2 separate regions of the Homo sapiens genome follow, and region 2 is linked to region 1. Evidence: chromatin loops called from intact Hi-C (ENCODE). Cell type or tissue: heart left ventricle. All regions are shown on one strand. Links, peaks and the distances in the headings refer to the core of each region. The heading gives the core; the rest is flanking DNA.

Region 1 (15,759 bases), core at 4,249-12,248:
AGTCTGAGGAATGAGAATATTATAGGTTGATGCCCTACTTGGAAAAACACATTTCGAACCCCAAAGAGGTGGATATGAGTTTTTTTGTTGGTTGTTTGTATTTTTCAAGATTTGTGATAAATGGCAGAGCTCAAACCCAAATAATCCTACTGAAAACATTTTGGGCTCATATGGACTAATTCTTGTAAAGTCTGTCTTCTAGAAACTTATACTATATGATTTCTCAAAACAGGATCTTGAAATGATAACTTCTCATGGCATAGCTGGTACACTTTGTTCCTGACTTCAAAGAAAAATATAATCTTAAGATGTGTCCAATACCTCTTAAAATACACTCTGACTCATCTGTCAGACTCCAGGCCATGTATTCCACTGTAAATCTGATATCTAAATACACAGGTTGAAGTCTCAGGGGATGTGAACTTGGTTAGAGTCGAACTCTACTTACAATATGCAATCGCCACTGGCTTTCTTTGTCTTTCTGAGAGATTTCTGGCTCATTCAACAAAACTGGGTTGGAAGTATTGGTGAAGAACTCATCAGCTCAAGCCATGTAAAAGGGAAAAGAGGGGGGAATGGACACCTTGAGGGCCAGTAAGACAGACATAAAGCGTATGCCCCTGGAGAGGGCTGTTTTCCATAAGCTGAATCAGGTCTAGAAGTAATTCTCTACTGCTCCCAGTCTCCATTCACCCAGACATCCCAAAGAACACCTTGTTTCACTTACAGAGTGCATGGGAGGGGAAATGATGCAGTAGCTGAAATGATATGGCACTGGAAGGTCATGGTGACAGAAGGAGAAAGGGGGTTTCCAAAATGCTGGCTGGCATCCCCTCATTCAATGGTGTGCTGGAGAAGGCTTGTATTGGCTTAAGAGAACAGATTCTTAACTATATCGATTACCTGAAATTGGCCATGAAAATCACTGTGTACTACTAATCAAGTCTTGTCTGTACCCCCACCTCAAAGTTGACTGGCAGGTCACTGATACTAAGCTTACATTGCCCTCTAGAAATGTTCTCTGGCTACCTCTGATTGCCTGTGGGAATTCCTTTTTGATGTTCTTGTGGCCCTTACCTCTATTTGTCATCATTATGTATCTACCTGCCCCCATTCATGGCCATAGAGGCCATAATGTCTACCATTCAGCAGATGCTTGACAAATGTCCCCTGTATCAATGGGCACATAAAATGCATATTTTTCAGGTGCACATTAAAACTAAGAAAAGATCGATCTTTACTAACGGAATGTTTTTCTTTCCTTTTTTTGTTTATATAACATTTAATGAGCTCCTATACTGTAATTTTAATAGGCCCTGGGGATTTACCAAGTAGCAAGGCATGCTTCTTTTATTAAAGAAGCACATAGTTTACTAAGGAAGACATATATTGCTTTCTCTTTGTATTAATATGTCCTTTCATCTGTTTCTATGTGTTTTTTACATGTTTACATTAGTTGGTTTGCCAAGTTATGATGAAACTCCAATACATACAAGTTTATATACAGAAGAAGATCTGAAGGGCCACATACCAAAACATTAACAGTTTACCTCCGATGTGGAGATAAAATAGGGGAACATAATATTTTTTCTTTGTACTGTTTATACTGTTTGAATTTTTGAGTACATATTATTTTATACTTAAAATATCTAAGAAGAAATTTTAAAAACTTGTGCAGTTAATACAAATTCAAGGATGTATGAAGCAGGGGTCGGGGCATGATGGAGTAGGGGGGATGTTTCAGGATGAAACTGTTCCACCTCAGATCATCAGGCATTAGTTAGATTCCCACAAGGACCATGCAACCTAGATCCCTCACATGCACAGTTCACAATAGGGCTCATGCTCCTATGAGAATCTAATGCCGCCACTGCTCTGACAGGAGGGAAAGCACAGGTGGTGATGCTCAGCGGCCCGCCATTTACCTCCTGCTGTGAGGCCTGTTTCCTAATAGGCCAGGGACTGGTATGAGTCAACCATCCGGGGGTTGGGGACCCCTGCTGTAGGTAATGAGAATTACCTGGAGAATTTTAACCGAAGGGTGATGAGATTCAATCTATATTTTTGGATGATAACAGATAAAATTGAGAACTAGGTTACACTGGTGAGAGGCAGACTGAGCTTAATGATATATTATCATTTGGTCTTTATATAACAAGACTGCTTCTCTACCTAGTTTTGGGTGGGAATAACTTGCACTGGAAGTTCCTAGGTTGTGGTACACAAGTCCTTAAGTGGCTATAAAAACAGACAGTCCAGACACTCAGTCTCTCCTTCTTTCAGCTCTAATGTCATTGCCCTCTTGTATCCTGGCATCAATTAAGTGTTGGCAAGGGATAAATTCAGTCTTGCTTTGAGTCATGTGGGTGGACAATGGTGGTGAATGGAAAAAAGCTCCTAGCAGAGGTTGGGCTTGCTGGAAATACAGAGATGGGAGTTCTCGGTTCCAAGAATAGTTAATGGTGTCAGGATATAGGCTACAAATTGTCATTTGAGGGTGGCCTGGCTTATACTTGGTGGCACTGGCTTCAAACCAACTGACCTTTGAGTTATAAAGACGTCAATTCCTTCATGTGGTGACTTTCATAGGTGCTATCTCCTGTAGGGTAGGTTCAGGTGAAAATGAATGGAAGGTAGGTGAGAGTCCATGGGGTACCACCCACTGGATGTGAAGCACCCCACATGGAGTAAGGTGACTTGTTAGATCCCTCCAGCAGAAGAGGCAGGCAGGGAGGTGAAGCATGATTTGTGTATTGATTTGACTCTGCCTGCTTTTGTTGCTAAACACTGCATGCTGTCCAGGAACATGGAAGTGGGGCTGGGTGAAACCTTCTGCTTTGACAGTCTTTTCCTGACCGGAGCAATCCTTAAAGGGAAGGTCACTTCCTGTCCATTGCTCAGTTAAGATCACTTTAGACCATAATAAAGTGAGGCCCTTGTTATCATCCATAGACATGGGTTTTGTTTTGTTTTTTCATTATATACCCAGCCAGGTGCTAGCACAGGCCTTCCCAGAAACAATGGGTCAGGACCAGTTCTAGTGTCTTCCACATCATAGAAATTAAACAACCACCTCATTTTCTGTTTCTAACTCAAATCTAGGGCCTGTCTACTGGCTTTAGGTCTTTCTACCTTGGTGATACCTGTAATTTGAACATTAATGCTCTCTGTCCCTGGGAGCTTGATTGGTATTATTCTAAAAAAATCTTCTCAACTCATGCATTTATTCATTCAACAGGTACTGGATTTTTTGAGTGCTAATGTGAGTCAGACATTCTGTGAGACATTAGGAATATAATAGTAAACAAAGAGAACCTTAGGCCTGCTGTAATGTTGCTTAAAGCCCAGGGTAGGATTGAAATACTAAATGAAGAATAACAATGTAAATGCAAAGCCAAACTGTGATAAGGCAATGATGGAGTTCTACAAGGTAAAATTACATAAAAGAAGAATCGTCTAGTGAGGGAAGTCTGAGGAGGCTTCCCTCAGGAGGTGATAACCCCACCAAGCTCTTCCTTCAGGAGTAGAAGGGCCTAGGTTTCTGGGCAGGTTGATCTACTTCCTACTAGAAAGTGAAGCAATATTTCCCAGGTCACACTAAAAAATGGGAGGTAAAGGGGTCCCATCAGATTATAGTTCTAGTTCAATGGGGCTTACTCGCCCTTATTCACATTACTAAGGGATACTCAAGTGACTCTTTGAAGGACAAAAAGATAAGCTTCTCCAGAATAAAAAGAAAGCCAATAGCTATAGCCTGCTAAATGTATTAAAATGTCACTTAATATTTATAGAATATCACTGAAGTGTAGAGTCCCTTCCTGACACCTACATCTTGTGGGGCCAAATAGCCATTTTCCACTTACTTTGGGTACTTTCCCCACTCTGAAGGTTCTGTTCTATAGCCAGCCTGCTAAAACCTGATTCCAATCACTTTTTCCAATTTTTCAGGGTCTCTTAGGATTTTTGAACAGCGGTTATTTCTTCTTTTCTTCTCACAAAGACACTTGCAATAAGTTGTCCATGACTAGAACTGATTCAGGTATTTAGTTATAATGTTGAAGAAATGTTGAAGTGTAAATATAGTAGTTAAGGGAAAAATTCTGCTTTCTGAAACTCCCAGGATGGAATTTCCAGCCATGAGCAGGGTACCATTTGGGATTTCTGGGTGGGGAGTCTGACAAGCTCACTTCTCAGGAACAAAGAGCACTCGCCGCCTGGTAGTCGTTATTAACAGCTGTGTGACTGGGCCCCACGGCGACGTGTTGCAAACTTCTTTTCAGAATTTCCCCAGCTAAGAGGAGATTCATGAGTCAGAATGTTGGGAACTGCACAGGCAAGTACCTTGATTTTGAGGAAAATTTGTCTGGCTCGTGAATTATAAAAATAAATAAGTGCCATATATTTAGAAAGAGGTACTGGATGTGTGGATTTGGAGAAATTGAAATGTATACAAATATACATACACCAACTCCTTCTTCTCCAAAGAGACCCCCTCAAAATGATGGCTTCCAGAGCACATGAATAAAAATGATTGCAATGAGTTTAAAATACTTAACATTATTTTACAAATCATTAAATGCTGTACAAGTCATAACCCAGTGGACTCACAAATTAAACAGGGCTGACTGATAATAAAACAACAAATTAAGCAACACAGGGGAGTATCTGACTGTTGTTCAGAAATTAACCAACTCTAACATGTAGGAGTAATTAAAATAATTCCAAAATAATGGAGCTTATTAATGTTGGAAACTGGAAGAGACAGTCCAATCGTATTTATTTAAAATGCTTATACTTTGTACTTAAATTGTGTATTTTTTCATGTCTATTGTTTCTTGTGAGCATCATTACAACCTCTTTTTTTACATGTTGACATGAGTTTATTTCGTGGTTTTGATCACAAACAAAACATGTTCATCATGAGTTACTCAAAGAGGTATAAGGAGAGATATAAAATTAAAAGCAAAGTTCACAGGGAAATCCCAACTGAGATAATTATTCTTAAGAATTTTGTCAACATCCTTGCAGACACTTCTAGGCATATATGCAGTAGATATCACTTAAATAATTTTGCGCTTGCTACAAGGTTAAGACATTGTAGTATATGCATAGTCAATCTCTTTTTCTCCTACTCTCTGGAAAGGAAATTTTGTCCACTTAGCATTTTCTTCTTTCTCCACCTTATTTTTCGGAGTATGGTAATCAGTGAAGAAAAAAAACAAAGGAAGAAGGAAGAGGGACAAAAGAGAAGTGGCTGATCTGTTTGAGTATCATTGTGATGTCTTTGGTTGAGAGTAGAAAAGCATATTGGGGAGGAGAAAGCCTTCAGGAGCTATTACAGTGTGAGAATTAGAGAACAAGATGAAAAAGGTGGGATACAGAGACTATTTTAAGATGTGGTGCTGTGGGTTAGGAATTGTAGGTTCTTTAATGTTTTCTGAAAATGGAGAGCCAAGGCTGAAATTACTCTGTAATGCCTTTTTGTTGCTGGGTTGTTTCTGTGAATGTGACACTGGGCTGAATTGAACCACAGTGAAATCTGGAATTTATTTGATTTGCACATAAATGGGATTATATCAACCATACTGCTTTGTAATTCCTTTTGTCTTGAAAATATGTGATGGAGCTTCTATTTGAGTCAACCAATATGAATTACATGATTCTTTTCAGTGGATGCATAAAGTCTCTTGTATGAATACCTCGTATCTTTTTGAACTAGTCTCATGTTGGTGGACATTTTGGTTGTTTCTAATTGTGATGAACATCTTGTGTATACTTGCATATTTATGTAACTACCTCATTGGGATAGATTCTTGGATATAAATTTTCTGCATGAAATGGTATGTACGTTTTACATTTTATTACATAACACCAGCAAAAAGTCATGCTGATTTATATTCCTCTCACTGTATATTAAAGTCCCATATCCACAAAATCTCATTCTTATCATTTCTTATTAGTTGGTGAAGATTAGCACAATTTTGACAACATATCTACAGTATACACATGAAGAAGCTGAAACCCAGAGAGATTGAGGGATTCTTGCCTAAGGTGTTAGAACTGATAGTTCTAGTTCATCGGCCTCTTTAGAGGTGTCATTGCCTGGAAGATCCAGATGATAATATGTCCATCAGGCCTTACAGAAACCACCCACAGGGAAAAGGAAGATACTTAAAACTGGCAAATGAAACAATTTCCAGTTCAATCCATCTGTGTAACAAGGGCATACACACCACTGTGACGAGATGATGTGTGTAAAAGTGCTTTGTAAATCACTGGAGATTGAGGCACTGTTTGGGAAAACAATTACCCCTTTCACCTGGATAATTAGGACTGTGTATTTAGCTAATAGACAGGAATTATAAATGTTTGCTGTTTGACCTTGCATTTGAGTGTCATTTTTATCATCTGCAACTCGATAGCTAAATTCCTAGTAAATGAAGCATTTATTATAAAAAGTGCTGACACAGTACTAAATCTGGACCACTTTTCCTTGTGATAGCCTGATGATTAAAGGCCAGAATGTCCAATTCTGTGCTGTCTCATAGCAAATGTACTATAGGCAGTGTTCTTCCGCTGTTAATCCGTGTCCCCAGGTTGCCTCTGACCTTGACCCAGGAGGCCTGTTGACTCCATGCTCATTTATACTCATTTTGTCTCTAGAAACACTGATCCAGACAGCTCTTTCTGAGTTTATTTTACTTGCTCCGGTCCTGCTAGACTCTTAAGGATTTCAGGCACCAGAACAGCTGTGTTTAACCTTGTCCATTAAGTCCTTACCCAAGAAACCCGTCTGAATTGGTGATGTTTCTGAAAACACAAATGAGGCCAAATTACAAGTGGAGGAAGCATCTGGGTTAAAATAAACTGTCACCAGACAAAAGCTATCTCCTTCCATTTTCTTTTTTTGTAAGAAAAACAGGTTACTAGCTATAATCTTATTCTTAGGTAAAATGTGCTGTTCTAGTCTTTTTAAAAGCACTTGCCTCAGAATTTCTACTCAGCAATAAGAAGAGGGGGCAGACCCCGTTATCTGCTTGTAGTAATAAAGATCCACATTTATCTTCTGCAGTTCTGGCTTTGGTATTCTTACTTTGAACTGGAATAGCACAGGAAAAGTGGATTGAGGACCGCACAATTGGAGCATGACTTGTGTTGCCTGGTTACTGAGACTCTCCAGAGATTAGATTGTCAGGGTACTTAGATGCACAGAAAAGCAAACAAACAAACCTCCTACCTTCCTGGTAATTCTTTTATGAGGACAGGGCAGCTTCTAAAATTGGAAACCTAGATTAGGGGAGAAAATAGTTTCTATTAGCAGAAGAGGATGAATAGTAATTATCTTCAACGCTGTCAGGTGGCCTCACCATTTGTGAGTCATGGTCAGTGGGAAGTGGCCACACTCAGTATGAAGGGTTTCATGTTGCTTTAATTCTGGGGACCCTCAGATGATGCTGCACAGGCCTGCTGATCTTCAGAAGCTGCTCTACGCATCTGCAATAAAAGAGAAGACCTTCTAAGTCACTCACTGGTTTTGAAAGAAGTAACATAGAAGCAGGCTTTTAAGTATCCCTAAGGAGGGCACTATAGGATTTGTATTGGAAATGGATCTGAAGACTTAGGAGAGACTAGAAGATTAGAAATGCAGAGAGGTCAATTTGCTTCCACCAGCTAGTTTATAACTAAGTGTTGGCCACATTATCTGCTTTTAGCTCTGTGTCTTCATTGCCCTTCTCAGTGTTCTTTTTCCCTAGGTCACAGAACGTTTTCCTGAATCGGATTCTGGGTTAAAGCTGCCAGTAGGAAGAATTCACATGAGATTTCAAAGGTGGAAGAGAAGGAGAAGGTGTTTTTTTCTTGCAACAGTTTGGCTGGGGAGCTGAGATCTTCACTGAGGGCTTCCTTTGGCTCCGGGTTCCCGTGGACAGGCAGCCGATGTCATCAGTGGTGGCTTCTCTGTGATCACTATACCACCAGGTCTCCTAAAGTGGCCTTCTTGACCTTTGCCTCCCCAGCTCTTTCAATGGTTATGTGAAACTCTAATTATGTACATTAAATATCTTTCAGCTCATAATACATAGAGTCATTTCCCTCCCCACATATGGAGTAATTCTGAATGACATAAAGGCTTAAGCACGAAGGCCCAAAACCTTGGTCACCTATGTTGATAAATCTGAATTTTGATTAGCGCCAAATTATAGACCAATATATGTCTTACAGACGTTAAAAAACATATGGTATAATTTCATTTTTATAAAGTTCAAAAGCAAACTAATTTGTGATTTTAGAAGTAATGATGAGTGTTTATGTTTGGAAAAGGCTGAGCAGGGTGGGGACTTGATGGGCCATGAGAGAGGCTTGAGATGCTAGTAATACTTGATTTCTTCATCAAGGTTGTGCTTAGATGGTTGAGTTCTTTTTGTGATAATTCATTAAGCGAGATCATCATAATATGCCATTTTTCTTTCTTTTTTTTTTTTTTGAGATGGAGTTTCACTCTTGTTGCCCAGGCTGGAGTGTAATGGCACGATCTCGGCTCACTGCAACCTTCACCTCCCAGATTCAAGCAATTCTCCTGCCTCAGCCTCCCAAGTAGCTGGGATTACAGGAATGTGCCACCACACTAGGCTAATTTTGTATTTTTAGTAGAGACAGTGTTTTTCCATGTTGGTCAGGCTGGTCTCAAACTCCCGACTTCAGGTGATCTGCCCACCTCAGCCTCCCGAAGTGCTTGGATTACAGGTGTGAGCCACCGTGCCTGGCCAATATGCCACTTTTCTTTATATATATGTTAAAATTTAATAGAAAATTAATTTTAAAAAATTTAAGGCTGCTAGGAAATTTCATTTTCCTTGTGCCAATCCTAAAATGACAATTTAATTATTGAATCCAATCTTACTCTTTGACAGATGATACAACTGAGACAGCAAGAGACTAAGTAACCTGCTCAATGTCAACCTTCAAGCCCAGTTTTCCATCCATTTATAACCTGGTTTAATGTGAGAATTTTAAAAATCAATTTTCCTAGTTATCTTTTTTCCCCATTTTTTTTTCTATTTATAGTCAAATGGAAACAAACTTTGCATAAAAATAGATGGGAAGATTGACTCCAAGCTAATTTGTCATCTCAGGCATTACTTAAGAAATGTCAAAGTCTCTAGTGAAAAGATTTATGAGTAATATCGGTAAAGAATGTGCCAAACTTGCCAAGGTATTTAGCATTTAGGAGTAGGAAGCAGAAGAGCTGCTTCAGCAGTGATTTGGATGTGACTGTAAATCAAGCAAAAAAAGCCACATGTTGTAAAATGTCACCAAGAAAGGTAAGTTGGGTATTGCTTAAAAACTCACACCAGTTTTGTCCATTTGTCCATTTCCCACAGCTTCTGCTGCCATTGAGCCACCTAGGTAGTCATCCCTGAATTCCTCAGGCCTAAGAGGCCCATCAGCTTAGCATTACTTTGCCTGCTGTTCTTCCCCAGAGAATATGGGCTGACTGGTAAATGCCCCTCAAGTGAACCCTATGTTCCAGGGAGTTCCACCAAAGGAGGGCTACTTCCCCGGAGAGCTGAGGATTTTATAGTTAACAAAGGACAAGAAGGTTCTTTCTGCAGAGTGCTTCTCCCGGCTCCCCCCGGCCCCACCACCAGGGCCCAAATCTTAATATATTTTACGACATTCTAGGTCCATTACAACACACACATGCTTGTAGTCTTTTAACCCATTACTTTCTTTTTTTTTCTTTTTGTTTTTGAGATGGAGTCTTGCTCTGTCGCCCAGGCTGGAGTGCAGTGGCGCGATCTCGGCTCACTGCAACTTCCACCTCCTGGGCTCAAGTGATTCTCCTGTCTCAGCCTCCCAAGTAGTTGGGATTACAGGCGCCCACCACCATGCCCAGCTAATTTTTTTTTGTATTTTAGTAGAGATGGGGTTTCACCATATTGCCCAGGCTGGTCTCAAACTCCTGAGCTCAGGCAATCCACCCGCCTTGGCCTCCCAAAGTGCTAGGATTACAGGTGTGAGCCACCCCACCTGGCCAACCCATTACTTTCAAAAGTCAGCAATAGTGTGTGCTTTTGGCTTTTGCCTTTGCTTTCTCTGAACTTGCATCCAGCACAATTCAGAAAAGACAACTTTTCGCAATCTATTTTTTCGGTATACATGTGTTAAAATTTCACTATATGCCTGTCAGTGGGCTAAGTGCTGAGGACACATAATGAATAACAAACAGTCTCTGTCCCCAAGAAGTTCATGACTGGTTGCAGAACAGTCACACAAAATAATAGTTTAGCTTCAGGAATAAATTTTGGTGCCGCTAAAGCATATCATGTAGGTCCTAACTAAGAATTTTAAAATTCTGTTTTTTTGATAGTCTTTGCTGGTGACCTTCCAATATGAGACTTACTGCTATTTTGGATAAAATGATTTTTTTGAGAATTCCTCCTGCTTGACTTCATTTAACTGTACCAAATTTGGGCATCGTTTGGGAGCATCTCAAGTTCAGATGAAGAATAGAATATACATATAAGAAATAGGCTGAGACTTCTTATATGAAATTGATACTGACTAGAAGTCCTAGGAGTAGGGAATTTTATTGCAAGAAGCTAGAACTAAAACTGAGATTTGAAAAGAAATTTATAAAAACACTTCTATTTCTGAGCTGACCTTAAAATATATTTCATTGTGGGGTGTCCTAGAGTCCATCTCTGCTACCCGGCTCCATCCAGATGCTGCCCACAACCATCCTGGGACAGTCCAGGGTCTGGCAGAGGAAATCACATGGACTTCAACCCAAAAAGCCATAGCCAGAAGGGCTGGGAGCCTCTTTTATTATGGGTAACACTGAGGAAATGGCCCAGATCACCCTTGAATTGTCACTGTGATGAAAGCAAGACTCTGTCCTGGACTTGTAGATACTACGAGGGCGGGGGCATGGATATGTTTTCCCTACCGGCATACAGTAAACTAGACTCCTTCCTTTGAGATACCTATGAACTCTCAGAGAACCTAGAAAGTGGGACAAAGAAGAAATGGAGATTTGAAGTAGAATAGGCTGGATTTCTGAACATTTTGTGATGACGGGACTGTGAAATCCTGACCATTGCACTTGGGGGATAAAGGGATAGCCTAGTTTTATCACAAACTTAGGAAGTTAAAAATAGTTACTAAAATTAGAAGGATAGCATATGTTCTTCAAAACTAGAACCTTAAGTGGTGGCTCAGTAATACTCTCAAGTTCCACTGCCACCTAAGCTTCATGTAAATATAGCTGCCTTAAAGGTATACCATCCTGTATTTCTTTGCCTGACAGCTTTGCTATTTTTCCACGATAAAATTGATACAGCACAGAATTGTCCATACTGTTGGTCTAAAAGTCAAAAAACCTGGATCTAGCCCCAGTTTGACTTCTAGCCAGCAATGTGATACTAAGCAAGTTACTTAGCTTCATCTAAAGAGCTTGTTAAAAATTTAGGTGCCTGGGGCTCTAGATACACACTATTTGAATGGGAAATGTCATTGAAGAACACTGTTAATCTGTATATTTAACAAACACCTGGGTGATTCTTACTATCAAAGGACCACTAGATTTAATACCTACGTTCTGCTAGTAGATATGTTCACCTTCCTAAAGAAAGGCACCAGAAATCTTTGTTAAATAACAGGACACCCAGAGGTCAAATAGTGGACTTTGCTTCCGTTGGTTGACATCGGAGTAGAGCAAATGTCATTTTCTTGCATCAGCTTCTTTAATAAATGGCCAATGACTTTCTGACAATAAACAATGGGGATTATTTTTTAAATCTCACTTGGATTTGAAGTGAAAAAAACTTGAAGTCCTCCACAAATACATGTTTACCAAGTATCAATGTTTCAACAAACCATTGAGATTTAATTTGCACCTTAATATTATTCTTCCATGTCACAAACAGTTTAACCTGCAGATTTTTGTGGAAATGAGAATCTGAAACCCAGGAATAGGGAGTGGGTGGGAGGCAATTTCACAGGGTCTAGCAGATAAATACTGGCATGTTAACCCACATTTGCAGTGTGAAGAAACATTATTCACTGAGGTTGAACTAAAAAACAGTATTATTTCCCCACACATTTCTCCTGATCACTTTTCTGGAATGGTCATTTGTGCATCTTGTGCTGAGAGTGTGAATCCAAAGAATAGACTTTCTCTGCGGGTGACTGAAAAAGGAAAGCGTGGCAATTGTCATAGGCACTTCCATCTAAGGAGACTGATAGCATTCTTTTCTGCTAAAGAAATAAGAAAAAAACAAGAGAAATATGTAAAATTTATTGTTTTTAAGCTCACTTTGTCACATGCACACCTGTGCATGCCTATGTATGTGCTCACCCATGTGTGTATGAATGTGTTTGTGCACACTGCAAATGTGAACTAAGCTGAGGTTGGCCTCCTCCAGATTACAACAGGAGGCCTTGAGCATTCCCCACTTACCCTGGCAAGTGAGTGCATGAGGATGCAGGGCAATGCCTGGCAAATTGCCGCGTGCTCTTTTCCCTGATATTAGCCTGGCTGGTGTGCCAGGCCCTGGGGAAGTGCTGTTACAGGCACTGAAGGCTACCCCTGTGAAGCCTCTCAGGCTGATGGATGGGAGTGAGTCTCAAAGATCTGTCAATCCCGCCTGTCAGAAGCCTGCCAAATGAAAGATATGCCAGGCTGACTCAACAAAAAGCTCAGCATCACCCAGCAGAAATGGCTGCTGAAGGAAGTGAAGAAAGATAGAATGGTGGGGGGTTGGGGGTGGGGAGAGGACACCAATAGCTCTGGTTTTACATAGGAGGAACCTGTTTGACTTGTTAGGTCTGATTTCTGTGAACCCGCAGTTTTTCTTGGTGTCATCTTAATTATCTTCTGTGCAAAGAAAAAAAGGCAGTGAGTGGCAATAATTAATTTGCATTGTCAATTGATTTTTTTTTCTTTCTAGGAATTCTTCTCACTCAAAAGCCATATTATATAACCATCTGTTTTTCCCCAAAGATGAATTCTGTTAGGTTTATTCATTTCTGTCTCTTCAGAAGATATATTAACATTGCCAATATTGAGCATCTGTGTGTGTGAGAGCAGAGAGAGAGATTGAGGGAGAGATTTGGTGGTTTTTCCCTTTTTAAACAGTTTTGTGTCCCTTGACACCATTTCTCTTGCTTTCTGGTTTCCAAACTCCAGTGGCCATTCTCACTTAGGAACAGATGCTATGCAAAAATCAGAGCCCAAACGTATCTTACTCTGAGGCTTAGATGGGAAAGAGAACCTTTCTCAAGGTGAAGATGAGGAATTCATGCAAATCAAAATTTCAGAGAAAGAGGTCTGCGTTCTATTCTTGCTGGCACTATCCTTAGAAGGCACATGAGTTATCCGCTCAGTTTTTACTTCTTTTCTTAGAAAATGGAGAGAGTGGTGCATCCTCCCTTTTTGGGGGGAAAAAAGAGGCAAGAACAAAGGAACACAGTCATTTTCTGCTTTTCTACTTTTCTGATTTTGTCTTTTTGCTTATTTCATTCTCTGATAAAGGACCAGTATTCTCACCTCCTTTATCCCTTTATTCAACAGTTTCTGCTAATTTCTGAATAGGCAAAGAAAGTATTTGCACATGTACAATCGAGGGCAGTGGGCATGCTCGGCAAGTACTTGGTCCATGGTGTTCTACTCCAAGACTGTCTTCTGGAGTAAGCTCTGTCCAAAGTTAGGAGGAGGGTGGCTGTTTGGAAAATGATATAAAAATTGGCTTACAAAAGCAATTGCAACAAAAGCAAAAATTGACAAATGGGATCTAATTAAACTAAAGAGCTCCTGCACAGCAAAACAAACTATCAACAGAGTGAACAGACAACCTATAGAATAGGAGAAAGTTTTTGCAAACTATGCATCCAACAAAGGATCTAATATCCAACATCTATAAGGAACTTAAACAAATTTACAAGAAAAAAAGCCAAACAACTCCATTAAAAAGTGGGCAAGGATATAAACACACTTTTCAAAAGAAGACATACATATGGTCAACAATCATTTTTTTAAAAAAGCTTAACATCACTAATCATTGGAGAAATGCAAATAAAAACCACAATGATATATTATCTCATACCAAGCAGAATGGCTATTATTAAAAAATCAAAAAATATCATGCTGGTGAGGATGTGCAGGAAAAGGAACACTTATACACTGTTGGTGGAAGTGTAAACTAGTTCAACCATCGTGGAAGACAGTGTAGCGATTCCCCAAAGACCTAAAGAAAGAAATGACATTCCACCTAGCAATCCCATTACTGGGTATATACCCAAAGGAATATAAATTGTTCTGTGATAAAGACTCATGCATATGCTCACTTCAGCACTATTCACAATAACAAAGACATGGAGTCAACCTAAATGCCCATTAGTGATAGTCTGGACAAAGAAGATGAGGTGCATATACACCATGGAATACTATGCAGCCATAAAAAGAATGAGATCGTGTCATTTGCAAAGACATGGATGGAACTGGAGGCCATTATCCGTAGCAAGCTAACACAGGAACAGAAAACCAAGTACAGCATGTTCTCACTTATAGGTTGGAGCTAAATGATGAGAACACATGAACACATAGAGGGGAAATGTGTTCACCCAGCAGAAATGGCTGGGGAACAATACACACTGGGGTCTACTGGAGGGTGGAGAGTGAGAGGACGGAGAGGATCAGGAAAAATAATTAATGGTACTAGGCTTAACACCTGGATGATGAAATAATCTGTACAACAAACCCCCATGACACAAGTTTACCTGTGTAACAAACCTGCACATGTACCCCTGAATATCAAATTACTAAGGAAGAGAAAAAAGTACCTGAATAAAAGGAGCAATACAAAAAGTAAAATAAAAAGTGGCTTAAAACTGACTTCTCCAAGCCTCCCTCACAGTCCCTTCATCCTGTAGTATTTGCCCCCAAAGACACTGGATCCTCCTACCTTCTTCACACTCTTGCCCCAGTGAACTCCTAGAGCAGGGTGGGAGGCAGAGTTCCATGGCAGCCACCACATGTCAGCCTCTGAATGCCCTCCCTTCCACATTCCCAGAGATCCCTGTCTCCATGCCCCACCCTTCATAAAACCTAACAGAGCATCCTGTGCAGAGTAAGACTGAAAAGTGTCTGTTGAGTTAATGAAAAAGTGAATTAACTAGTTGATGTTACTTTTCTAGGTTTACTCTGGGTGAAAATGAGCCAGGAGAACACACTCTACAAGTAAATTAAAATCAGCAGGTTTTTTTTTATGCTCTAGAGAATGAGCGAGGTGATCTGAGAGGAAGCCCTCAGGCGAGCCCCTGAGCTCCTTGGGCCTCGGTAATGAGATGAGGTCTAGAGAAGTTCAGTGGCCCAGACACTGAGAAAGGAGGCTTCTTGGGATTCTGGGGCTTTCTGCTCCGCTAGCTCAGAAATCCTTGAACAGCAGGATCAGTGGTGATTAGAAAAGCTGTCGAAGGAGAAAAAATTCTCAGTTTCACCGGGTCTGGCTGCTCTCATCCTCACTGTTATCTCCAGAGCTTGTGGGTTAGAAGAGATTCCTTTAGCAAATGGTGAAGAAGGGTTGTAACTGTGCGTTTGACTGGAGAATTCTATAGGCTTACCCCGAGGAGTGGATTTGTGCTCTGGCTATAGAGATAGCAATGCCAGGGCTGAATGCAGGTATCATCTCTAGAAACATGGGCTTAAGTTTTGTAATAGCATACAGTGTTCTTATCATGTCTAACCTTGGAATACTGGAG
Region 2 (15,759 bases), core at 4,685-12,684, 50 kb before region 1:
TAGTCCTACTTCTGACTGCATGACTGAGAAATTTCCAGAATTGATGAAAGCCATGAATCCTCAGACTGGGGAAACACAATGGATCCCATGCTAAAAAATATACCAGATAACATTATAGTGAGACTACAGAACACGAAAGATAAAGATTTTTAAAACCAACTAGAGAAAAAAGTTGAAATATATAAATCAACATTAAAAAATAACTTAAAGATGTATGTGTTTGGAAATTTAACTGTAAATTCAATTTTTTAAAAAGATATGGGGAGTTTGAGACAAGCCTAGGGAACATGGTGAAACCCTGTCTCTACAAAAAAATGCAAAAATTAGCTGGGTGTGGTGGTATGTGCCTATAGTCCCAGCTATTCTGGAGGCTGAGGCGGGAGGATGTCTTGAGCCCTGGAGGTTGAGGATGCAATGAGCTGAGATCGTACTGCTGCACTCCAGCCTGAGAAACAGAGTAAGATTGTCTCAAAAAAAAAAAAAAAAAAAAAGATATGGGGCAATCTAGGTTAGCTAATTCTTCTTAGGGGTGAGCTTTGGTTATTCGTGTCCTCTAAAGAATTTGTTCATTTTATCTAAGTTGAAGAATTTATTGGCATAAAGTTGCTCCTAATTTTCCTTTTAATGACTATAGAATCTGTAGTGATATTTCCTCTCTCATTCCTGATATTGGCAACTTATTTGTTTTGCCTTCTTTAGCTGAGTAGCTAGAGTTTATTAATTTTATTGACTTTTTTCCCCAAAGAACTGGGGTTTTTATTTTGTTTCATTGGTTTTTCTTTACTGCTTTTTTGTGTTCTCTTTCATTGATTTCTATTTTTATTTTAATTGTTTTTTGTGCTTATTTTGGGCTTTTCTCTTCTTTCTCTATTAATAGTTTCTTAAGGTGCAAACTTAAATCATTAATTTCCTTCTGCTTTCCAAATACAAGCATCTTATTCTATAAGCTCTTAAACCACTGATGTCCCTAAAACTCCTTAGCTGGATCCAACAGGTTTTAATATATTGTGTTGTTAAATCAAGTTTAGCCTAAAGCTGCCTCTTTACATATTTTAAGTTCGTTCTAAAGGTTTCTCTGTTCACTGTGTACTGTAACAAGTGGAAGTGTAAACAGACCATAGCCTACACTTATGCTAATTACTGAGTTTTAGCCATTCAAACATAGCCAACTGTTTGAACCATGTTCAAATAAGGCAAACACCACGCTGTAGCCAATCAGAAGTGTTTATTTTCATTCCGCTCAATTTCTAATTTCACTCATGGTTTGTTCTTTGACCCATGGGATATTTAGAAGTGTTGTCTAGTTTCCAAATATTTGGAGATTTTCTAAATGCATTTTTGTTATTGATTTTTAAATTTAATTTCACTGTGGTCAGAGAATATGTGTTATTTCAATCCTCTTAAATGTATGGTCTTGCAGGTTAAATTGTGTTCCCTCAAAATATATGTTTAAGTCCTAACCCCTTGTACCTATCAATGTGACCTTACTTGGAAATAAGGTCTTTGCAAATGCAGATGTAGTCAAGTTAAGATGAGGTCATACTGGATTAGGGTGGACCCTAATCCAGTGACTGTTGTTCTTATGAGAAGAGAGAAATTTGGACACAGACACATACAGCAAGAATGCCATGTGATGGCAGAGGCAGAGATTGTAGTGACACACCTACAAAGCAAGGAACACCAAGGATTGCTGGTAACCACCAAAAGCTAGGAGAGAGGGCGTGAAGCAGATTTTCCCTCAGGGCCTCCAGAAGAAACCAACCTTGCCAATACCTTGATTTTAGACTCCTAGCCTTTAGAACTAGAAGATAACACATTTATGTTGTTTTAAAGTCACCTAGTTTATGGTATTTTGTTATGGTGTCCCTAAGAAATGAATATACCTGGTAAATGTTCCGTGTGCATTTGTTAAAAAAAAAAAAATGTGTGCAGATGTTCCTCCTTAACTTATGATGGGGTTACGTCCCGATAGACCTATTGTGAGTTAAAAATATATTAAGTTGAAAATGCATTTAATTCACCTAACCTACCTTGAACGTGCTCAGGACACTTACTTATGACCACAGTTGGGAAAATCATCTGGTAACAGAGTATGCTGTAGAGTATTGATTGTTTATTCTTGTGATCTTGTGACTGACTGGGAGCTTTGGCTGGCTGCTGCTGCCCAGTATTGAGAGAGTATAGTACCACATATCACTAGCCTGAGAAAAGATAAAAATTCAAAATTCGAAGTAGAGTTTCTACTGAATGTATATGGCTTTTGCACCATCTTAAAGTTGAAAAACTGTAACTCAAACCATTGTTAAGTCAGGGACCACCTGTATTCTGTGAATGTTGGATGTAGTCTTCTAAAAGATTAGTTAGGTCAGGTTTGTTGATAGTGCTGTTTGAGTCTTCTATGTATTTCATGAATTTTCATCCACTTTCAATTATTGAGAGAAGGGTGTTGAAATCTTCAATTTTCACAGTGGATTTATTTATTTCTTTTTCCAGTATTATCAGTTTTTGCTTCATGTATTTTGAAGCTCTCTGATAATAGGTGCCAAAACATTTAGAATTGTCATGTCCTCTTAATGGATTGCTTCCTTTATCATTAAAAATGACCCTCTTTATTCCAGCTAATTCTTTCCTTTGAAATGCATTTTATCTGATATTAATAAAACTATTCCAGATTTCTTTTAATGAGTGTTAGTATGGAAGATCTTTTTTCATTCTTTCACTTTTAACCCATCTGCTTTTTAAATTTAAAGTGGGTTTCTTACAGACAGCATGTAGTTATTTTTCGATGTTATCCAATCTGACAAATCTCTGCTTTTTATTTGGTGTGTTTAGATCAATTACATTTAATATAATTAGTGATTGTTGAGTTTAAATCTATGCTTTTTGCCAGGTGCAGTGGCTCATGCCTATAATCCCAGCACTTTGGGAAGCTGAGGCAGGGAGATAACTTGAGGCCAGGAGTTTGAGACCAGCCTGGGCAACATAGCAAGACACCTTCTCTACAAAAATAATACAATAAATAAACAAATACCTCTATGCTTTTTCTATTTATTTTTTATTAATGATCATACTAAATTACACATTTTGGAAACTTGACAATTACTACAAGAAATTTGGAAAAAAGACATGTCTTTAAGTTAATTTCTTTTTTCCTTTTTTTCTTTGTTTTTTGAGACAGGGTCTCACTCTGTTGCCCAGACTGGAGTACAGTGGTGTGATCTCGGCTCACTGCAACCTCTGCCTCCCAGGCTCAAGCAATTCTCCTGCCTCAGCCTTCTGAGTAGCTGGGATTACAGGCATGCACCACTACTGCCTGGCAAATTTTTGTATTTTTAGTAGCAACAGGATTTCACCATGTTGTCCAGGCTTTTGAACTCCTGACTTCAAATGATCCATCTGCCTCGGCCTCCCAAAATGCTGGGATTACAGGTGTGAGCCACTGTGCTCAACCTTAAATTAATTTCTTTAATATAATTTTGATGTGTATTCTTTTACCCTTTGATTCTTCAAAGGATAAACTTTTTCACAACTCATTATAGGAATAGTTAGATACATTTTTAGGATTTTTGTCAAATTTGGGAAAACCTTGACCAAATTAGTTTCATATATGATTTGTAAGATTTGGAAGAATTTTCTAAAGGACTAGCCTCTAGTTCCAAGCATTTCATATTGTTTTTCTTTGCTACTTGTGTATTTCCAGTGGCAAGTGCAATGTTCATATCACTGTATGTCCTCTGGCCATGCATTATTTTGTCACAATTCTGAGTGATTGGTGTGGTGAGCGTTTTACGAACATTTCTCCTATACCAGTGCAGCTAGCAGTAACTTAACTATACATTGGAAGTGACTATGAATTACATAAAATACCCCACTAAACCCAAACTAAATGAGTCCCCAACTCAATATCCTCTTAGAAGAACTCAAAAACCTGTTATACCTAATGTTTCTAGGAAAGTGTGATGGAGAGAAGTTGGAATAGACTTAATGGTTGTATTTAAAGCATTTTACTTTTTCAAACTTTATAACAACATATGACTTGTAAATATATTATTGAGACAGTAGAAACAGCCTGTGCAAGTGAGAGACCCTAAAGGTTAAGTTTCATTAGCTTCATGGTAAATCTACTCAAGGGATGACTATTGTAGGGGCAAGTCTGAAATTCTTAGTAAGTCCTAGAAGGAACATTTAGCACAGATTATTGATACTTATGTTTATAATGTTAGGCACTTACAACCAGTAGTTGTCAGCTACAGGCTTAAGTACCAATTCTGGGTCAACAGAAAAAGTCACCGACTTCCTCTGTTCTTTATTTAGTGTTTTAATCTAGACCACGGTCCCTTCTTACCCTGCACATTCTCCCAGGAACCTCATCTTCTCTCATCTATTTAATTGCCACCTTTAAGGTAATAATTCCCAAATCTAGCCCAATCTCTCTCCTGAACTTTAGACATGTATGTTCCACTGTTCATTGATATTCCTGCATCAACTAGAACCTCTTGTCTTTCTTTTCAACCTGCCCTTACCTCCTGTATTGACCAAAGAAAAATCCTAAGAATTATCCATGGCTTCTTACTCTCTGACCTCACCCTACCAACTGCTGAGCACAGTGCCAGGCACATAGTAGATGTGTACTAGACTTGAGGTATTATGTTATAATGTTATAATCATATCAATAACTAAGTCCTGTTGGAGTTCATTCTAAGTATTTCTAATCCACCACTCTCCAGTCCTACTATTCTTATCCAGGCTACCATGTTGTCTCATGTGGATGGATTATTGCAATACTCTTATCTCTACCTCCTATCTTACCCCCTTCCCTAAAATTCATTGTCCACACTGAAACCTGAATGGTTTTTGAAAATGGAACTCTTACTTAGGACACTCTTCTGATGACTATTCTTCGAAGCCTTCATATTGTCCTGGGTATGAAGTTCTAACTCCTTTACCCCTCTTTCAAGGGCCTATACCAGGCCCAATCATACCTCTACTCTCATTTCTTACCACTTTTCTGAAATGAACTCTGTTCTGGCCACATTGAGTATTTCAGTTCCTCAAATTGCCATGCACTCAGTTCCCAGACCCTTTCACTTCTAAATTTCGATTGAACACCAATCATAATGACTCTATCACCTAAATATTTTTTCCATGCCTCTCTCCCACTCCCACATTGCTGCCAGTCTGTTTTTCATCACTTCTTTCTCTGCAATAACCTCTTAATTGATCTCTTCTTGATCCTAGCTTGCTCCTTTCAATTCTTTCTTCACTCTGCCAGCAGAATGGCCTTTCAGAAACAAACATTTTATCTTATCTCTCCTTTCCTTAAACACATTAATGGCATGTATCCCTACAACTTTTAGGAGAAAAATAAAACGTCTTAACACATAGAGTCCTTTGTGATTTGGTTTCTGCCCATCTAGATCTCTAGTTTCATCTTTTACCCCTCTCTCATACAGATCATTTCCCAGAATGAGGTCCTCCAGTTTTCTAAATATCATGCACTTTCGTACCTCTGGGCTATGCCACGTACAGTTTTCTTTGTGCTTTTATAGCATCCTTATCACACATTTATCTTTCCAACTAGATCACACACTTGTAGGGTTGTTTCTTTATATTTTTTGTGTTTTCTACAATAGTCACTTATTATTTTTACATTTTAACAAAATAAAATAATTGTGAAGGGCGCTATCCATTGAGGAAATTGGATATCCATTGAGGGAATTTAGTTGTAGAAGAGAAAAATGTGGTGGGATGAGACAGGCAACAGGATGGGTGGTGGGTCACAATACCTGTTTTCAAACATCCAAGGGCTTTCTTGGAAGGGTTTAGATGTCCATCTGGTGTAGATTTTAGGGAAACAGATTTCCTCTTAGTGTAAGAAAGTTGAACAGAGTTGTCTGAAGAGGGAATGAGCTGCTGAGTCAATAAGAGGTGAATGAATCACTTTTGGGTTTGTTTAGTGGAAGGGCTCTCACTGATACAGGGAGATTTCTGTTGAAAGAGGGAATTCAGCCTCTTCTGGAAGGTTGGCTCAAGTGGTCTGTGAGGTCTCTTCTATTCTTTGAATTTCACCATTACAAAAATAATTTAATAGCTTTCCACCCTTATACCCTGAAAACAGATTGATTTAACACTATTTAGAGGGTTCTGGTGTGGCTAGAGGAGCACAGGCCCCTCTCAGAATTCAATGTTAGTCATATCTTTGGTAAGAACTATCTATCTATCTATCTAACTATCTATCTATCTTTGATAGAGCCCTTTTCCTTCTTTGTGTTGTTCATCTTTTTTTCTCATAAGTATCCCATTCCTGATGGCCAACACATGACAGAATAGTAGTAAATGAATAACTTTCTATGTGTTAGGACACAACACCTTACTCTGTCCTATATTATGTTTCTCTTTGTGCTTGAATTATCTACCCAATTAGAATGTAAACTGTGCCTTAAATTTGTATGTTCCCCCCTGCATCTTTAAATATGGAATTATGGAATTCTTACTAAAGATTATATTTATCTGTAGTAATAATTCCATATATAAATTAAACTAAATTGAATTTAGGCAACAGGAAAACAGACCCAACAAATCCACCCTGAAATATTTTAGTAATCTATCAATCAAAGGGATTAAAAGAGATTTTAAAAACCCCATGAACATGGAACCTCAGTATAATCTGGCATACACAAAAGTAGTTTCTGAAATGTGGCAAATCGCCAGTCCTGGCAAATTGGGAAGGTAGTATGCCAATTACAGAGTGAGAAGTTGAATAGCACCATGGAGAATTAGGAGCAATAACACAGGATGAATGCCTTCGTCCTGATTTAGCCTCAGGTGGTCCTCACCAGAATCTGACAGGCAGATACCCTGGGATTCAGGGAATATTATAATCCCAGGGAATTCAGTCCATTGTTAATGTTGGTCAGGAATCATATACAGTATGAGTTAAGAAATACCAGAATTCATAAAGTAAGAATGTTTCTGCCTCTTTGTGGGCACCTGAAAATTGAATTGTCTGCCAACAGGAAGGGAAGCAGCAAGCAGATTCCTCAAGAGAAGGGGAGAGGCTTTGGTTCTCTTTACTTGCACACTTTTCTATAGGTAGTAAAACTATCAGCATCAGTCCCTTAGTCTTAACTGCAAAGTATCCCAGAGTATCAACTAGGGAGCTGTTGATCTGCAAATCCTCCATCTTCTCCCAGACTTTCTGCATTTGAAGGCCCCCCAAGGGTCAGCATCTTGTTTGAAGCTTAAAATAATTGCTTATCTTTATAGAGGCAGAGAGGGGTCTGAGGGAGAGAATAATGAAATAAAGACTAGTGGAAGCAGAAAAAGAAGGAAGTGTTTTGGATGGGGAAGGGAGAGAGAGCTTGAAGCTTAGGAACAAATTGACCAGTTTGGAGGGTAACCTTTTTCTCAAAAATCCAATTGAAAGTGTTCACAAGTCTGTACATCTAACCGTGTTGGCTGGTTTGCAGCAGCAGAGATGATGACAAGACTGTGTGACTCCTGGATGGAGGAAAGACATTCTTGTGGTGTGTCCCAAGAGACCTTCTGCCTTCCAGCTGACAAATCATCTGTGCTTCAAAAAAATTTCTGCTTCCAATCAAGACTGAAACTGAGAAATTTTCCTGACAAGAGTGGAAGTTGTAGCATGCACAGCCTGTTAGATTTGCTTCCTTTGTTTGGTGAGAAATAAAATCACACTCCACCAACAAATTGGAATGCCTAGGATATTCTCTGTCTCTTTCTCACTCCCTCACACATACACCTGCCTCCCCTTTGCCCCACGTGCATGCATACATGTGCACACATCTACCTTACTACTTTAGAGCCAGGTCTAATAGTGATAGACATAATCTCTGTCTGTCTATCATCTATCTATCTATCTATCTATCTATCTATCTATCTATCTATCAATCATCTATCTATCTATCTATCTATCTATCATCTATCTATCCATTCCTGTCACTGTCTCTGTCTCTGTCTCTTTCCAATAGTTCCTAGATTATGGCTAAATTTCCCCCCACATTTGGTAGGACAAAGACTTTTTACCATTAAGGATTTTTTTTTTTAATGTCCCTGCTACCAGTCATAAAGGAAATACCAAAAGGTCATTCCAAACAATTTTTTGGACAGAGGTTTACTGCTGAAATAGATGAAATAACTGATAATTTATCACAATAGCTAATTTGAAGGGGATAACTGGCACCTGGAAGTACAGAGCTGCTGTGTTGGTAAAAACAAAAGCAGCCGCCTTACTTTGTAATTATAGCTGATGTTAGAGGTTTTCTTTTTCTATTGTGGAGTTGTTGCCAAGGCAATAGCTTGGCACTCTTCTACACAAATGCTTTTCACATTAATCTACACAGGCTTCACAGATGTTAATTTTTGTAACACACCTATGCATTCCAGAAGAGCAAAATATATTTTTTAAAATCTGTTTTATATGGTAGGAAAAGAGCATTAGAAAACGTTTTTCTGGCCTCCTCTCTCGCTTCCAGGACACACTCACAGTGACCGTCATGGATTTTGAAATGGCCTCCAGACCTTAGCCCAGGACTGTGGGGAAAAGAGGGCAGGAAACCCAAAGAGAATCCACACGACAAACCAGATCAAGGACATGGCTAACGGTCAGAGTTGGAAGTTCTGCTGCTGAGACAAGGTGGAAGCCAGGAGGCAGAAACTCAAGAGGAACTAAAGCCAAATGTCACAGTTAGCAAAAATCAGGGCTAAAGCACAAGACAAGAACCAAAGGAGCGATCACTGTTGAGCAAAACAGTCTAGTGTCAGCATTCAGACACTGCCCTCGATGCAATTTCTGAACACTCTTGGGGCAGCAATGCTTCTTTAACCCCAACTTGAGGCAGCTCATGTAGAAAGCATCCACTATTGCTGGGCTTTGGGAGTGTGATTAATCTTGGAGGCAAGGTGAACTGTTAAAATTTTCACCCATCTTACACTGTGAAGAGACAGAATAAAGAAAGCCCTTCATACTTGTTGGTTCTGGAGTCATAAAGCTTACCAAAGTAGTAACATTGAGGCAGGGACTGGACCAGGGTGGGTGAGTGAGGTGCCTCAAGTACAAAACTTCAGGAGGCATTTACTCTTCAGGTCATATGAATGTGGGGCCACTGAGGCTCAGAGAGGGGAGGGGCCCCTTCACACCCCAGGCAGGGCAGCTCTGGACCTGACATCTGGTGCTCGGTGTCTCATTGATGTTAGGCCATGAGTTCATTTTGAATCAGAGTCTGTGGCGCTCATGGTGTTTCTTGAAAAAGAAAAACAACATTATTAATATTTAGCTACTCCCTGGCATTTTCTAATGTAGGATGGATACAAATAAACGCCCAAACTGGTGAAATAAAAAAATTTTGGTTAACACTATAGTAAAGACTTTTTTTTTCATATTCTTTTGCTGGCCAGGAAGTTCTAAATACCTTCCCAAGAGTATTTGCTGCAAAAAGAACAGAGAGGAAATAAATTATTGTGTGACTCCAGCAAACACTTGCCAAATGAATAGACAATGAATTAGAATTGGCAAAAGGGAGAATGGAACTCACATGAACTCAGTATCCTTTATTTTAGTTTCATTTAGTGGTTAAAGTCATACATTTGTTTTATTTTATGTACAATTTTTACATCTTTTTACAAAGGCTTTAAAAGGTATCTATATTAAGTGCCCACAAACTTTTCCTCTGAAACATCATTTAAATCACTCTGGCTGATTCTGCTCTCAACCAGATAAGGTATTAAGGAAAGACAAGAACAACAACAATAACAAAATGGTATGAAACTTTATCCAACCATGGCTTAAAAGGACTTATTGGTTAATTTGGATTTGGGTTGATGGTCAGGATGGCCTTGAAATTCATATTCTAAATTTAAATAGGAATTTCTTCAATTTTCCATTCAAGAAGTGATTCTCTTTCTTTTGTTCCACTAGGCTGTACAGATTGTATTCTCTGTTTCTGAGGCTGTCATCCGTTAGCAGGATTTACAGTTGCTGACAACTTGCTTTAATAATTCACAAGGAATAGAATCTATTTTGTGCTCTCTGTTTTCTCAGTCAGTTCAGTGATGCAGACAGATTAAAAACATGCTTTTTGTCAGTGAAATAAATTGAGAGGGCACAGAGACACCCTAGGAGGAGTAATACTGAACAAGATACCACTGTGAAATGTTTTCCCACCAGTACACAGCTAGATAAAACCAGAAACAGACCAGGCTCTGTCTTGAACCCTTGAATCTGGCAAGCCTGGTACTGAAGTTAGGCCTGCTCTCCAGGCATACCCCAAACTGTTGAGTTAATTTATATAGGCAACTGAATGTACTGGCTTTCAAGTTTTAGGGAAAGGAAATCATTTTAAGGACAAAATGAAATTCGAAATTCACACACAATTTATAAGCTGTGGCATTTTCTTTTTGTGAATTATGGTAGTAAAATGTGTAACTAGCACCTGTTATGTATTGTTTATATAGTTATCTGAAAAAGAAGATGCCTTTATTTCTGAGTAGCATCAGACAGCAGGGCAGGAAAGAGAAGGCTGCCTGGCCATAACTTCTACGCCTCCCTGGGTCATGCTATTGCTTCATGCTTCTTTAATATTAAATGTAACAAGTTCTGCATCAGGCTCAAATCCCATCTGGCCTCAGCCCAGAAGAGGCCCAGGGCCTGTCAGGCCTTACACTGCCCTGACTTTGTTGATAGATTCTGCTCATTGAAATTCAGCAGTGGAGGAAGAAGGTGCCTCCTCCTTGCAGCCTGTTCCTCTCCCTAAGCAAACAAGACTGTGGCTCAAAGGCAATGTAGACCATGGTGTCCACAGCCAATTTCAATACTTAGTTCCTTCCTGAAGCCAATCACCAGACCCACACCACAGGGTGGACACACCCTTCTGGGTAAAGAATGTATTTATTTAGGTTCATGCAGAAGCCAAAGAAGAAAGAACAGGGCAGATGAGAAAATCCTATAATGGACCTTGCAAGTGAACTGAGAGCTGTTTGGTGAATCTGGCTGACCACTTCAGCTCACTAGTGTGCACACATAACGCCCTTTCAGACTTTGGCATTCCTTGAATTTTCAATTTGATTTTGGCACTAGCTGTTTTCATAGGTAATTTTTCTTATTCTTCACATATTTCATGCCATTATGAAAAGTAAGTGTGTTTTGGCTAGACATCCTAGCAAAAAAAAAAAAAAGATGGTTATGAAGGTATTATCTTCAAAAGAATATTACAAATCACTATCTGGAAGTCAGCTGGCATCTGATATATCTTTATTTGTCTACATATGTAAATGTACATAGATATATAGTTATAGATATAAAATATTAACCAAATTTATGCGTGGTTTTCTTTAGGTAACTACAGATAAAAACTGCAGTTCCACTTGGCTTTTGTAACAAGTTGGCATCTAGGTTTTCATCTAATTGGTAAATGTATATAATTTAAAAACAGCTTAATTTTTTTTCTTAGTTTTCTTTAAAATGTGAATTGAAGTTGTGATTTGAAGTTGGAGTAAAATATCACTGGAGGCCCAGACATTTCCTGAAGTTTAATAGGGTAACCCTTTGGTGCTTGGAGCCATAACTTTACCATCTGAACTGCTCCAGAAATTCCAGTCACCAAACTCTGATATTTTTTTCACTCCTCCATCACATTTTAAACTTGTAATGGACCTTAAAGTGTTTCCAGTTCACCCTTGCAACTTTGCCCCAAGCTGGAGAAAGAATCTACCCCAAAATGTGCTCTTTATAACAACAGCATTTTTCCAGCCCTTGCCTCACAAAGGTGACATCTCTTGAAACTATTACGGCTTCAATATGCAAGGGATGTGGTCTCGGCTTCACCATAGCAGCTGCTGGGAGCAACCAGCTCTCCCAGGTTTATGCCACATAAACGCACACCCAAATACTCCAGTTCAATTTATTTTTCCTCATGCCGTTACTCCTAAATACGAATTCTTCCAGGGGTGGGCAAACTAATTTCTAAGGCTGTTTTCTTTTATTTTCTTCTTACTTTCTTTCTTTTCTTTCTTTTCTTTCTTTCTTTCTTTTTTTCTTTCTTTCTTTCTTTCTTTCTTTCTTTCTTTCTTTCTTTCTTTCTTTCTTCTTTCTCTTTCTTTCTTTGTCTTTCTTTCCTTCCTTCCTTCCTTTCTCTCTCTCTCTCTTTCTTTCTCTCTCTTTCTCTTTCTCTCTCTCTCCCCTCCCTCCCTTCCTTCCTTCCTTCCTCCAAATATCTACAATTCTTTTGATGGCATCCAAAAAATGAATGATTTTGAGGTATCTGGTTATGACTTCTATAGACCTTTATATTCTGGCTTTGAACTACAAAAAGACAAACAGGAAGGAAGGAAGAAAGGAAGAAGAGAGCAACAAAAAACACACAAAAATCCTTCCAATCTATCAGTGAAATTGTACCCTCAAATAACATTCTATAAATTATATTTGGTTATTTTGATAGGAGTTATAATCAGTTTTAATTTACTCATTCAAAATTCAACAATATTTGTTGAGAATCTACCTACTACATGCCAAGTAGATAAGTTATTAGCCCTCATAGTGTCTAGTTTTACTTAGCGTAGATATTTAATAAATGAGAGAAAAAATTAAGTAAAATAATTTCACATAATGACACATACTTGTAATGAGCTCTACCATAGCCTTCCCAGACACCCCTTCAGGTATGGTGTTCTTATTTCCCTAGTCACTAGGAATGCTGTCTGTAGATAGCCTTCACCTCTCAGTCCCTGTGATGGTTAACTTGATGGGTCAACTTGACCAGATTAAAGAATACCTAGACAGCTGGTAAAGCTTTATTTCTGGGTATGTCTGTAGAGTTGTTTCAGGAAGAGATTGGCATTTGAATCAATAGACTGAGTAGGAAGATCTATCCTCACCCAATGTGTGTGGCACCATCCATTCCACTGAAGGCCTGGATAGAACAGAAAGGCAAAGGAAAGCTGAATTTGCTCTTTCTTCTGGAGCAGGGAAACTTGTCTTCTCCTACCCTTGGACATTAGAACTTCAGGTTCTCTGGTCTTTGTTTCTCAGCCCTTTGGACTTAGACTGAAGCAAGTTACCAGCTTCCCTGGTTCTCCAGCTTGCAAATGACCTATCATGAAACTTCTCAGCTTCAATAATCATGTGAGCCAATTTTCATAATAAATCCTCTATCTATCTATCTCTCTATCTATCTATCTATCCATCCCATTGACTCTGTTTCACTGGAGAACCCTGAGTAACATAGTTTTCTTTGGGAATTGCCTTATCTGAAGAGAGTTACCCTGCCAAAGGTCATGTTTCCTACCTATAGGGTAGTCATTTCCAATAACTGGACCCCCTTAACCCAGCTCAGGACAACTCTGAAGGTCGATTCCATCTTTTGGTAGGATTAGCTCTGGTCCTTGTTGGGACCACATCACAACCCTACTTCTTCCTCTGCCTAATCCTATTTCTATCCTTTCCATCAGTGAGGACCAAGAGGACTCCCTAACAAACTTTCTACTTATTAATCTTTATCTCAGTCTACTTCTTGGGAGTCCTGACCTGCAGCAGTTAGTACTAGCAGAATATCAAGGAAACAGACACTGATTTAGCATTTAGGGGCTGGATGACCTGCTGCCTAGCTAGGAGTAAAGACACCATCACTGGTGGTAGAGATTAGTACTATGCCTGAGCCCAACAGAAATCAGCATGGCCAGCAGCAGAGATCAATGCCGAGTCCCCAGTACAGCACCAACCCTCCAGAATGCCAACCAGCCACTTGGTGGCAAGTTAAACACATTAGACATTTTCCACCCTGGAAAGAGTAGTGGCTTATTTTGATAGAAATAGAAATATATTTGGGGAATGTATGTAAAAGTTTGTCTTTCCTTTCCACAGAGCTTCAACCAGCACTACTACTTGAGGACCTATGCAGTGTTTGTCCATGAGCATGGAATGACTCATACTGGCCTCAGAGTTAGGGACTCACTTTAAAGGAAAGGGGATGCAGTAGTGGGCACATGACTAAGAAATCCACCGATCCTCTCATATACTGCACCACCAGAAGCTGCTGGATTAGCAGAGCAAAGGTATGTTCAAAGAACAGCTGAAGCAGGAACTTTGAGATTATACTTTGTGGGGATGGGTGTCATTATCTAGGGTGCAGTGCTTACCAGTAATCAATGAATTTTATGTAGTGCTACATCCCCACTAGATAGAATACATGGGTCCTGGAATTAAGGGGTAGAGGCATGAATGGTCCTTCATCTCTCCCAGTTATCTGCTTGCGGGATGTATCTTCCTTTCCTGGCATCTCTGGGTTCTGTGGGTTTAGTGGTCCTGGTTCCCAGAGAGGAAATGCTTTCACCAGAGGACACAGCAGGAATCTTACTAAACTATAAGCTGAAGCTGACTCTTGGGCACTTTGAGATCTTCGTGCTAAGGGACCGACAGGCAAGAAGGGGATGCTTCCTGGCATCATTAGGACATTGGGCTACTGTTATACAATGGAGACAGGGAAGAATATATATGGCACCCACATTATTTATTTAGGTGCCTCTTGTTATTCCTTTGCCCAAGTTTGACAATAGTAGACAAGTGCAAAAGCCATAATCAGAGAAGGACATGGTGATTGAGAGCTCAGACCCCACAGGATAAGGGTCTGGTTCATGTTACCAGGCAAGACAAATAAACCTGTGGAGTTTCTAGGTGAGTTTAGGGAGCATATAGAATGGAGAGTAGAGGAGGGAGAATGTGATCCCAAGACTGGCTGCAGTGGCTAGAGATGTATTTTATTCCACTAAACCTCAATAAGTTTCACTGAGAATCAGATGCCCCAGCATCCTAACTAAGCTGCCTCCAGAATTTATACAAAGCAGTGGATTCAAAGGGTGGACTCTGGTGAAATGTTGCCCATATTCCTATTCAATACTTAAAATCTTACTCCTCAAGAGGTTGAGAATGTTGCAAACAGACAGTTTTAGCTTTCAGGTGTCTTTGGAAATTGTCTCAACTTAAGAGCTGCTGTGACTTCTTGGGGCAGCTAGCATCCAATGTTGGGGGTATAAAGACTTGTCTCCTCGTTTTGAAACTTGGTATATTCTAAAAAGCCATTCTAGCTTCAGAACTCCCTGTGGGGCTGGCTGAGGTCTTTGTTGAGACTGCAGTTATAGCCTAATTTCTCCCTTTTCCCAGCATTCTTATTTTCCTTCCCTTCTTCAGGTGTTGATCAAGAGTACCTCTAATAACTTCTTCCATGCAAAACCACTACTCACTCTCTGGTTCCCTGGGCATCCACCTGCAACAGTACTATAAAAATATATAAAACAGCAAAATGAAATAGAAGATCAGATACAAGGCGAGGCTACTCTAGTTATGATGATCAGATAAGTCTCTAAGGAGCTGAGATGTGAATGATGAGAAAGATCACAGAAAGATCTGGGGGAGTAGCATGTACCATTCCAGACAGAAAGAAATATGAAGGCCCTGAGGTGACAATGAGCTTAACATGTTCCAGAAAAAGAAAGAAGGTCAGTGTAACTCAGGCATGACAAATGAGAATGAGGCTGATGGAAACAGTGGCCAGATCATGGAATTTGAACTTTATTCTAAATGCAATAAGGAGTTACTAGAAGTAATTAAATATACCACTTTGACTTACAGGAGTACTAAATGACTTACAGGAGTTTGAAGAGTAGAATAAGAGACAATCATTATAGTTATTATATATATTGTTATGGGACTATATAATAGTCTCACCCCAAGAAAGAGATGGGTGGTGA

What was found. Hi-C counts contacts between places; a loop is a spot of excess contacts. Peaks named below come from ENCODE experiments on the same cell type or tissue, not always from the same donor. Only the 100,000 strongest peaks of a DNase experiment are listed, where the experiment ranks them.
Region 2: a loop joins it to region 1, with 2.6 times the contacts of the local background. A loop is called at or near these places in 2 of 110 quality-filtered maps.

What each region holds. Positions count from the first base shown.
Region 1 is chr13:43,979,334-43,995,092 of GRCh38, forward strand. LOC105370182 (a long non-coding RNA gene) reads right to left here. Exons shown (of 6, transcript XR_941918.3): 5 at 7,368-7,494; 6 at 7,245-7,287. Among named protein-coding and RNA genes, the nearest start is that of NRAD1, 35 kb to the right of the region's middle. In heart left ventricle, for the core only: a CTCF peak has its summit at 7,571; no DNase peak of the experiment used is centred there; H3K27ac peaks cover 1,592 bases.
Region 2 is chr13:43,928,547-43,944,305 of GRCh38, forward strand. No RefSeq gene overlaps it. Among named protein-coding and RNA genes, the nearest start is that of LACC1, 57 kb to the left of the region's middle. RefSeq lists a silencer at 4,978-5,117. In heart left ventricle, for the core only: no CTCF peak of the experiment used is centred there; no DNase peak of the experiment used is centred there; H3K27ac peaks cover 1,234 bases.